Regions from separate parts of the Homo sapiens genome. Here region 1 is linked to region 2. Evidence: chromatin contacts called from ENCODE Hi-C or POLR2A ChIA-PET data. All regions are on one chromosome and are shown on one strand. The core of a region is the stretch at or near the end of the contact, and the rest is flanking DNA. Distances in the headings are between cores, read along the strand shown. Region 1 holds the start of CXXC1 (CXXC finger protein 1). Region 2 overlaps CFAP53 (cilia and flagella associated protein 53).

The links. Hi-C counts contacts between places; a loop is a spot of excess contacts on that map. ChIA-PET counts read pairs that join two places held with the same protein, here RNA polymerase II (POLR2A). Pooled maps may share reads with other maps.
Region 1: a loop to region 2 is called in a map of HCT116, with 4 times the contacts of the local background. The contact joins the promoter of CXXC1 here to the enhancer-like site in region 2. A Hi-C loop is called at or near these places in 4 of 168 maps with a recorded cell type or tissue (HCT116, MCF 10A, breast epithelium and 1 more) and 6 of 50 pooled maps. POLR2A ChIA-PET finds 5 or more read pairs at or near these places in 2 of 52 experiments (MCF 10A and activated naive CD8-positive, alpha-beta T cell).

The regions. Positions count from the first base shown.
Region 1 is chr18:50,285,587-50,290,121 of GRCh38, reverse strand. CXXC1 (CXXC finger protein 1) reads left to right here and starts at 2,430. Exons shown (of 15, transcript NM_014593.4): 1 at 2,430-2,535; 2 at 3,264-3,382; 3 at 3,483-3,583; 4 at 3,865-4,100; 5 at 4,194-4,373. The coding sequence starts at 2,533. RefSeq lists enhancers at 2,007-2,376, 2,487-2,576, 2,697-2,816, 3,637-3,686.
Region 2 is chr18:50,237,032-50,241,433 of GRCh38, reverse strand. It overlaps CFAP53 (cilia and flagella associated protein 53), which reads left to right. Exons shown (of 8, transcript NM_145020.5): 7 at 2,729-2,831. Among named protein-coding and RNA genes, the nearest start is that of CFAP53, 27 kb to the left of the region's middle. RefSeq lists an enhancer at 420-1,619. Within about 2 kb of position 1,278, at least 2 of the 41 ENCODE cell types and tissues checked have a DNase peak (open chromatin) inside an H3K27ac peak, as active enhancers do; they include HCT116, where a contact is called at or near this core.

The DNA of each region.
Region 1 (4,535 bases), core at 1,181-3,680, 48 kb before region 2:
GCGGAGGTTGCAGTGAGCCGAGATTGCCCGCTCCACTCCAGCCTAGGTGACAGAGTGAGACTCCGTCTCAACAACAACAACAAAAGTTCGCACTAATCTAATAACCTAATAAGGCTCTGATATAGGAACCTTCATACACTGCTGGTAGAAATATATGTATCAACCATTGAAAGACAAAATTACAACAAATTTAGTTACAGATGTAATGGCTTTTACTTGCAATTCATGAATTGGGGCAGATCCCATTATACAAAATAGAACGAGAGCTTTTCCTGGGAAATAGCAGAGCAGTGAATTTTGTAAGGTTGGAGCAAGGAAAAAGAACAATTTTTTTTTTAAAGCTGATTGGTTAACATCAGATTGCTTCAGGTTGCTTTTTTATAAAGGTTAAAGCAAAGGGGACTTTCAAGCTAAAAGTGGCTTGTATGGGGATTTGGCTATTATCCTGTCTCTTTCTCCTTGGAAGGTCAGATGAACAATTTAGTTTTGGCTTGGTGGCATGGAACTTCAGCGTGAGTGACTCCATTTTGGTGGGGCCTAGAGCAGGAGCTCTGTCCAAACTAATGACCTCCTATAAATTTGAACATGTCTTACAATATTTATAGCCAATTACAAAGTAATTCTACTTTTAGAATTTTATCTCTAAGGAGAGTCAACTAAGAAGAGGCAAGAGACCAAGCTGCAATGCAGGAGTTTATTGGGGCATTAGGAACTGCAATTCAGGAGACACAGATTCAGCTCGAAGTCAAATTGTACTCCAAAGATAGGAAGGGGAGAAGGAGTTTTTAAGAAAAAGAAAAAGGAAGCTAAGGGTGATTACACAAGTTCTTTTAAAGAAATTATTATTGGTGGAGGCGGCTGGCTGGCATCAGTCCATAGTTCATTGGTTGTTGTTCAGGAGACGCAGCACTAGTGAAATATAGCTGGTTTCCAGGACTGTGTGGTCATTGCAGTTTGGACCAATTCAAAGGTTCGAGGCAAGTTCCTGTTGTGTTTTAATTTTGTTTTGTTTGTTTTCCTTTTTGCAAGTTTGCAGGGAGTCCATAGAATGGCTTCCAGGCGGGCCAGGCACGCGGTGGTTCACGCCTGTAATCCCGGCACTTTGGGAGGCCGAGGCGGGCGGATCACCTGAGGTCGGGAGATCCAGACCATCCTGGCCAACACGGTGAAACCCCATCTCTACTAAACATACAAAAAAAATCAGACGGGCATGGTGGTGCATGCTTGTAATCCCAGCTACTCGGAAGGCTGAGGCAGGATAATCGCTTGAACCCGGGAGGCGGAGGTTGCAGTGAGCTGAGATCGCGCCATTGCACTCCAGCCTGGGCAACAAGAGTGAAACTCCGTCTCAAAAAATAAGTAAATAAATAAAAATAAATAAATAAATACATAATAAATAATAAATAAAATAAATAAATAAATAAATAAATAAATAAATAAAGCCTGGCTTCCAGGCTCCATCTTACAGCTGTTAACCAGAGTTACACCTGGTATATCACATTTGTATATTTGTAAATTTGTATATCACATTTCACAAGAAATAATCAGGGATGAGCATACAGATCTATGTTTAAGAATGTTCGTTGCAACTTTATTTAGAATAATATTTGAAAATGTTCTAAATGCTAAACAATAAAGAAATGGATAAGTAAACTGTGTTTAGGCTTATTGTGCAGCTTATAGAACTAAAATAAGATTTGATATTAGTTTAAGAATTGTTTTTAAATAAAAATAAAATAAATAGAAGCCGAACCGTGCCAGGCCTGGCAGAAGAATGACAAGTGGGAGGAGTAAAAGCCGGAAAGAGTGGTGGCAGGTGAAGTCGGAGACGACAGAGGAACTGGTTTCCTCCGCCCCGCAAGGCACACAGCCTGCCGACGCCCCATTAATACATGTGGAAGGGGAAAGAGACTGAATGGAGGAATGAATACAACTTGATCCAGGTCGTGCTTCGGAAGCGGTCACTTTACCTGTGAACCTCTCTGCCTGACAAACGGGCAATGTACGGAATCAACCACCAAGATGGCGGCGCCCGTGAAGAATCCGCAATTAGGTCGCCGTCATATGTCGCCTAGGAACGTACGGAATTCGACCCACGTACGGAATCGGATTCCAAGATGACGGCATCTATGAGGAAGTCACGCAGTAGGTGCAGCCATGTTGCCTGTACGTCGAGGCCGTACAAGCAGCCGCCGTACGGACTCTACTGACAAGGTGGCGGCGCCCTCGGGAAAGCCACATTAGAGCGCGGCCATGTTCCCGGCGAACATATGGATTCGGCCACCATACGGATACGATAAGCAAGATGGCGGCGCCTGAGGGGTCTTGGGGGCTCTAGGCCGGCCACCTACTGGTTTGCAGCGGAGACGACGCATGGGGCCTGCGCAATAGGAGTACGCTGCCTGGGAGGCGTGACTAGAAGCGGAAGTAGTTGTGGGCGCCTTTGCAACCGCCTGGGACGCCGCCGAGTGGTCTGTGCAGGTTCGCGGGTCGCTGGCGGGGGTCGTGAGGGAGTGCGCCGGGAGCGGAGATATGGTAAGTAGCGGGTCCAGGGAGGGGTTCGGCGGTGGAGGTCGGTCGGTTGGCAACAGTGGGGTCTGTCGGCCGACTCAGGGGTCTGTGGTGAGCCATAACCGGAGTCTGTGGACTGAACGGCGGGAGTCTATGGGCAGAATGATGAACCATCTGGGAGTTCTATGGTGAGCCACGGTGGGGGGCTCCTTAATAGAAGTTTAGTGGGGACTCCGTGTGGCAGTTCCGTGGGAAACCATGATCGGGGGTTCTTAGGGCAGAGGGATAAGCGGGTTGTAAGGAGTCACATTGAGTGGTCTGTAGTGAGCCGTGACGAGGAGTCCGTGTCCGGGTATCCGTGGACAGCCGCGACTGGGGGTGGGTGCGGGTGCCAGGTGGGTCTATGAGATAAACAGGGAGGGGTGCGTGGAGAACCGCGATGGGAAGTCCGCAGTGAGTTACGCGGGGTCTGTGAGGCGCCACGATGGAGGGTCGCCATGACCCATTAGCGAGTGTGGACGCAGGGAGCGGGTGTCGGTGGGTGCGTGATGGGAAGTATGGAGCAGAGTAATAGGATGTCAGAGGAAGGGATGGGGGTCAGTGGGGACTGTGATGGAGAGGTTTTTTGGGGGCCCCGATGTGAAATCTGCAGGCAGAGTGGGGATCCCTGCTGACCACGGTGGAGTTGTAATGGGGGGATGAGCCGCCACGGTGGGGGCTGCTTAAGGATCCGTAATGGGGGTGTCCTGCAGGAGGGAGATGGTTCAGACCCAGAGCCTCCAGATGCCGGGGAGGACAGCAAGTCCGAGAATGGGGAGAATGCGCCCATCTACTGCATCTGCCGCAAACCGGACATCAACTGCTTCATGATGTGAGCGCGGGAGAGATGGGCGGGGCTGACACTGGCAGGGTGGGGTGAGGCCGATGGGCCGCGCCCCTCACATCTCCATCGCCTGCCCCATCCTCTGCAGCGGGTGTGACAACTGCAATGAGTGGTTCCATGGGGACTGCATCCGGATCACTGAGAAGATGGCCAAGGCCATCCGGGAGTGGTACTGTCGGGAGTGCAGAGGTGAGGGCCATGGATGGACAGGGAAGGCAGGTGGGGCTTCAAGGGAGGAGGAGGAGCCACAAGGGGGGGTTATGGGGATTAGTGATACACGTCTGTGGTGAGCTGGAATGGGGCTCCATTGTGAGTAATAGAAGATCCCACGGGAAGAGGCAGCTCTGCCCTGGACAGGGGTGCAGAGTAGGTGGGTGGGTCAGTAAGGGAGCGAAGAGGAAGAAAGAGGTTTTGGGACCATTCAAGCCATCCAGTGCTCACTCACTTTGGCCCTACTCTCTGCCCCACAGAGAAAGACCCCAAGCTAGAGATTCGCTATCGGCACAAGAAGTCACGGGAGCGGGATGGCAATGAGCGGGACAGCAGTGAGCCCCGGGATGAGGGTGGAGGGCGCAAGAGGCCTGTCCCTGATCCAGACCTGCAGCGCCGGGCAGGGTCAGGGACAGGGGTTGGGGCCATGCTTGCTCGGGGCTCTGCTTCGCCCCACAAATCCTCTCCGCAGCCCTTGGTGGCCACACCCAGCCAGGTGAGTGGCTGCATAAAGTGAATGGATGTGTAAAGTGGTTCCGTTTCAGCCCTGCCTGGGTCCATGATTTCTGTTCTGGGCCCCCTCCTGCAGCATCACCAGCAGCAGCAGCAGCAGATCAAACGGTCAGCCCGCATGTGTGGTGAGTGTGAGGCATGTCGGCGCACTGAGGACTGTGGTCACTGTGATTTCTGTCGGGACATGAAGAAGTTCGGGGGCCCCAACAAGATCCGGCAGAAGTGCCGGCTGCGCCAGTGCCAGCTGCGGGCCCGGGTGAGCATGGACAGAGCTGGGTAGGGTCAGGTGTGGGAGAGCTGGTGGGTCCATGCATGGTTAGTTAAGTCTAGGCATGGATAAACCAGGTGGGATTGGGCCTGACTGTATCCTGACAGGTGGGAAGGGGCCTGTCATGTCCAGATGAATGGGGCATGACCT
Region 2 (4,402 bases), core at 29-2,528:
ATCTTTCAATGCCAGCTCAATTGACTCATGCCTTGAGCGGCCCTCTGTGTTCTCCCATTTAAAATAAATCCTCTTTCCAGGGCACTGTGGCTTGCTCACATCTCAGATGACCAACTGGCCAGGAGGGTCTTTATTTGGAGACCATACTCAAAGTTTGGAGAATCTTTCCCCTTTTTAATACTTACATTCAATCCACATTGGTTACTAGGTATTTCTTTCATAAAGGGAGTTTAAGCTATTCTTGTAAGGGTAAGCTTTGTTTTAAGGTTTCTGAAAGTTACATCTGTGCTGAGATGACCTTTGTCTCTTGGAAATCCCTGGCCTAGGCTGCATCATACTGCTAAGTGATACATAGTGTCAGCCCTGCGAGATGCTTAAGTTAACTTTATGGCTACCATTAATCTTATAGCCACATTATGTCTCTTATTATTATACTACAGTATGCCACTATGTTCCCTCAGCTTCAAGCAGTGCTTGGTCACAGAAGGATGTTTGTTGAGAGGGTGAATTTCCACCTCCAGATTTCTGCCATTTCCATGTCCAGCCCAATGGACCAGAGCGGCAATAAACACATTTCTTGTTAGGGTACCATTGGATTTCGCACCAGTGGTCTTTGCAAGAGGAAGCTCATCCTGGTCCCATTCATTAATTCTTCACTCCAGGAATTACAATAGCAGTAGAAAATTGTTAAGCCAATATTAGATGGAACTTTTAGAAACTGCGTAGAAAGTTTATATGCTGAAAAGATTTTTATATTCGTCAGTGATGTTAGAAATAGACAATCAGTGCCACGAGGAAAAGTCAGCACAGAGAGAGATGATCTCTCAGCAAGACCATCTTTACTTCCTGCAGAAAGGGTGCTCAGTCACAGATGGAACAATAGCGAGAGCACATCTGGGCAAGGGAGGGGAAGAAGTTCTTATTCCTGACTCACGTGGCCCCTGCTGCTGTGTCATTCCGCTATTGGCTAGGATTGGACTGCACAGGCTAAACTAATTCTGATTGGCTAATTTAAAGAGAGTGATGGGGTGAGTGGTTTGGCAGGAAAAATGGTTATGGAATGAGTCAGGGTAGAGAATGAGGGCAGAGCAGGTAATTGGAATGAGTCAGGGTGGAGCAGGTAATCAGAATGAGTTAGGGTGGAGCAGGTAATCTGAATGAATCAGGGTGGGGTAGGTGATCAGAATGAGTCAGGGTGGGGCAGGTGATCAGAATGAGTCAGGGTGGAGCAGGTAATCTGAATGAGTCAGGGTGGGGCAGGTAATTTGAATGAGTCAGGGTGGGGCAGATGATCAGAATGAGTCAGAGTGGAGCAGGTAATTTGAATGAGTCAGGGTGGAGCAGGTAATCTGAATGAGTCAGGGTGGAGCAGTTGATCAAAAAAGGTCACTTTATGAGGAAGTTAAGTTTAAAAGTAGAAGGCAAAGAATTGAACATACTGACATATTGATTCTTTGAAGATAAATTTAGAACTCATATCTAACAAGTGATAAATGTTATAGAAAATATTGAAAAAACATGGAAAATTTATTGAGACCATTTATAAACAAGGAAACAAAATCAACCATAATTCTACCACCCAGGAATAGCTACTATTCACAGCTTTGTGTATTTTCTTCTAGTATTTTTACTACATATATAATTTTCTTTCACAAATTAGAATCATGTAGTATATACTGTTTTATGGTCTATATTTTTCACTTATCAAAAATATTTTTAAGTCATTTTTTGTCAATTATAAGATTTGTAATGACTGCCTACAAATCTGTTATAAAAACAGACCGTAACTTATTTTACTTAAACACAGCAATGACTCTTTATATTGTTTCTAATCTTTTTACTGTTATTTTAGAATTCCAGATTACCATCTCCATACATACTTATTTTTGGATTGTAACTGGTTGTTTAAGATGAATTTCTGAAATAGACTGTGGTACCAAAGATATATACATTTCAGATGTATATTAGCCAGTTGTATTTATTATTTTGTAAACTCTGTTTCCTTTGTCTTTTTTTTCTATTGGGATGCTTAAATATTTTTAACTTACAAGAGCTTTATTTATTTATTTATTTATTTATTGAGACGGCGTCTCACTCTGTTGCCCAGGCTGGAATGCAGTGGCACGATCTAGGCACTTGTGCCTCAGCCTTCTGAGCAGCTCAGATTACAGGCACGCACCACCATGCCCAGCTAATTTTTGTACTTTTAGTAGAGACGGGGTTTCACCATGTTGGCCGGGCTGGTCTCGAACTCCTGACCTCAGGTGACCCACCTGCCTCAGCCTCCCAAAATGCTGGGATTACCGGCATGAGGCATTGTGCCCAGCCAAGAGCTTTATATATTTAAATAATATTTATTTTATAATAAATATATAATAAATAATAAATTATTTATAATAAACTTTTATTAATATGAATGGCAATGAACTGTTTGTCTTCAAGGAGAGAAAAGTAGGAAGTATTTTAACATTAGTAATCTGGTATGAAAAAGGGTAATTATAGATTTTCAATGAAAAATGATGAACAGAAAATCTAGATTGTAGCATATATGAGCCTAAACCCAATTTATTTCTCAATTGAGATGTGTACTTCTACTTTATCAATCTAAGATCCAGCCTTGATTCTAAGCTCTGCCTTTCTAAAGACAATATGACTCTGGTGCCCAGAAAGATGTTGGCAATTCTTGTCTGAAAGTCATTTGACATATAATTACTTTTGCTTTTCTTAGTGCAACGAGAAGCTAAAGAACAGGAAGAACGTGCTATGGAACAGAAACACATAAATGAAAGTCTTAAAGAACTTAACTGTGAAGAGAAGGAGAATTTTGCAAGGTATGATTTTGTTTTCTGTATCATCATTTGCTACCTAAAAAATGGATTTTTGGCTAGCCATGGTGGCTCACACCTGTAATCCCAGTACTTTGGGAGGCTGAGGAAAGAGGATTGCTTGAAGCCAGGAGTTTGAGATTAGCCTGGGCAGTATAGCAAGATCTCATCTCTACAAAAAAATAAAAATAAAAACTAGCCAGATATGGTGACATAGACCTGTAGTCCTAGCTACTTGGGAGCTGAAGTGGAAGATCACTTGAGTACAGGAGTTAAACACTGCAGCTATGATTGTGCCACTACACTCCAACCTGGGCAACAGGCAAGAACTGTCTCAAAAAAACAAAAACTAAAACAGATTTTCAACATAAAGACCATGTGCCATAATTCATGCATTATTGACATTATTTTACATTAGTATTACACTTGTCCTTCTAGACGCTCAAAGCAGTTTACAAAATTTCATGTAAAAGTAGGCACCAACTGTCTTGGTAAAATTAAATTCCATTGCCATTATGTATATTATGATTATACACATAAGTTATTAGGCTGGATGAATATCTTTAAAAATAAAATAAATTTGAAACACTTAAAAAAATTGGCACCAACCTTAAATCCTAATAAAATAGCAAGAAGATTTTTTTTCCTCCATGAAACAAATCCTGAAAAGCAGGCTGGCCTAATCAGCTAGATTAGCAGAATGGCTTATAGGGACAGGATTCCATACAAATGTCCCTAGGAGGACGTGTTTAGCCTTACTGCACTAGAACACTCTGGATGCTTTGGGAAATACCACTGCTTTCCTCTGACAGGCCTTAGGCTGGGGATTGGTTAGTGTCCTTCTGATCACCACAACCAGGCTCAGGTGGGGGAAACAGGCAGCTACCTCCCTGCAGTTTTTCTTATACCATCTCAGTCTCTTCCCACTGGTGGCCATGATACCTAAATCAGGCAGCCAGTGTAGTGGAGGAAGAGGACCCGGCTTCTCTGATTACTGGTCACCCTCCCTGTTCCTGGGGCCTGTCCTTTGACTTACTCACACTTGGTGCATAGAAATTAGCTCTTCTCTTTCTAGAAAGAGTATGGTTAATGTGCCTGATCTTATTCTCACTTTGGGGTCACAAACAACAACATCTGGCCTACCGTTCTGAGTTCCTGCTACTGCCTCTGCTGTGGAAATCTTTCCTTCTCATATATATATATATGTGTGTGTGTGTGTGTGTATGTGTGTGTGTGTGTGTATATATATGTGTGCGTATATATATATATATATATATATTTTTTTTTTTTTTTTTTTTTTTTTTGAGATGGAGTCTTGCTCTGTCACCTAGGCTGGAGTGCGGTGGTGTAATCTTGGCTTACTGCAATCTCCGACTCCCGGGTTCAAGCAATTCTCTGCCTCAGCCACTCAAATACCTAGGATTACAGGCATGCACCACCATGCCTGGCTAATTTTTATTATTTTTAGTAGAGACAGGGTTTCACCACCTTAGCCAGGCTGGTCTTGAACTCCTGACCTCGTGATCCACCCACCTCGGACTCCCAAAGTGCTGGGATTACAGGCGTGAGCCACTGCG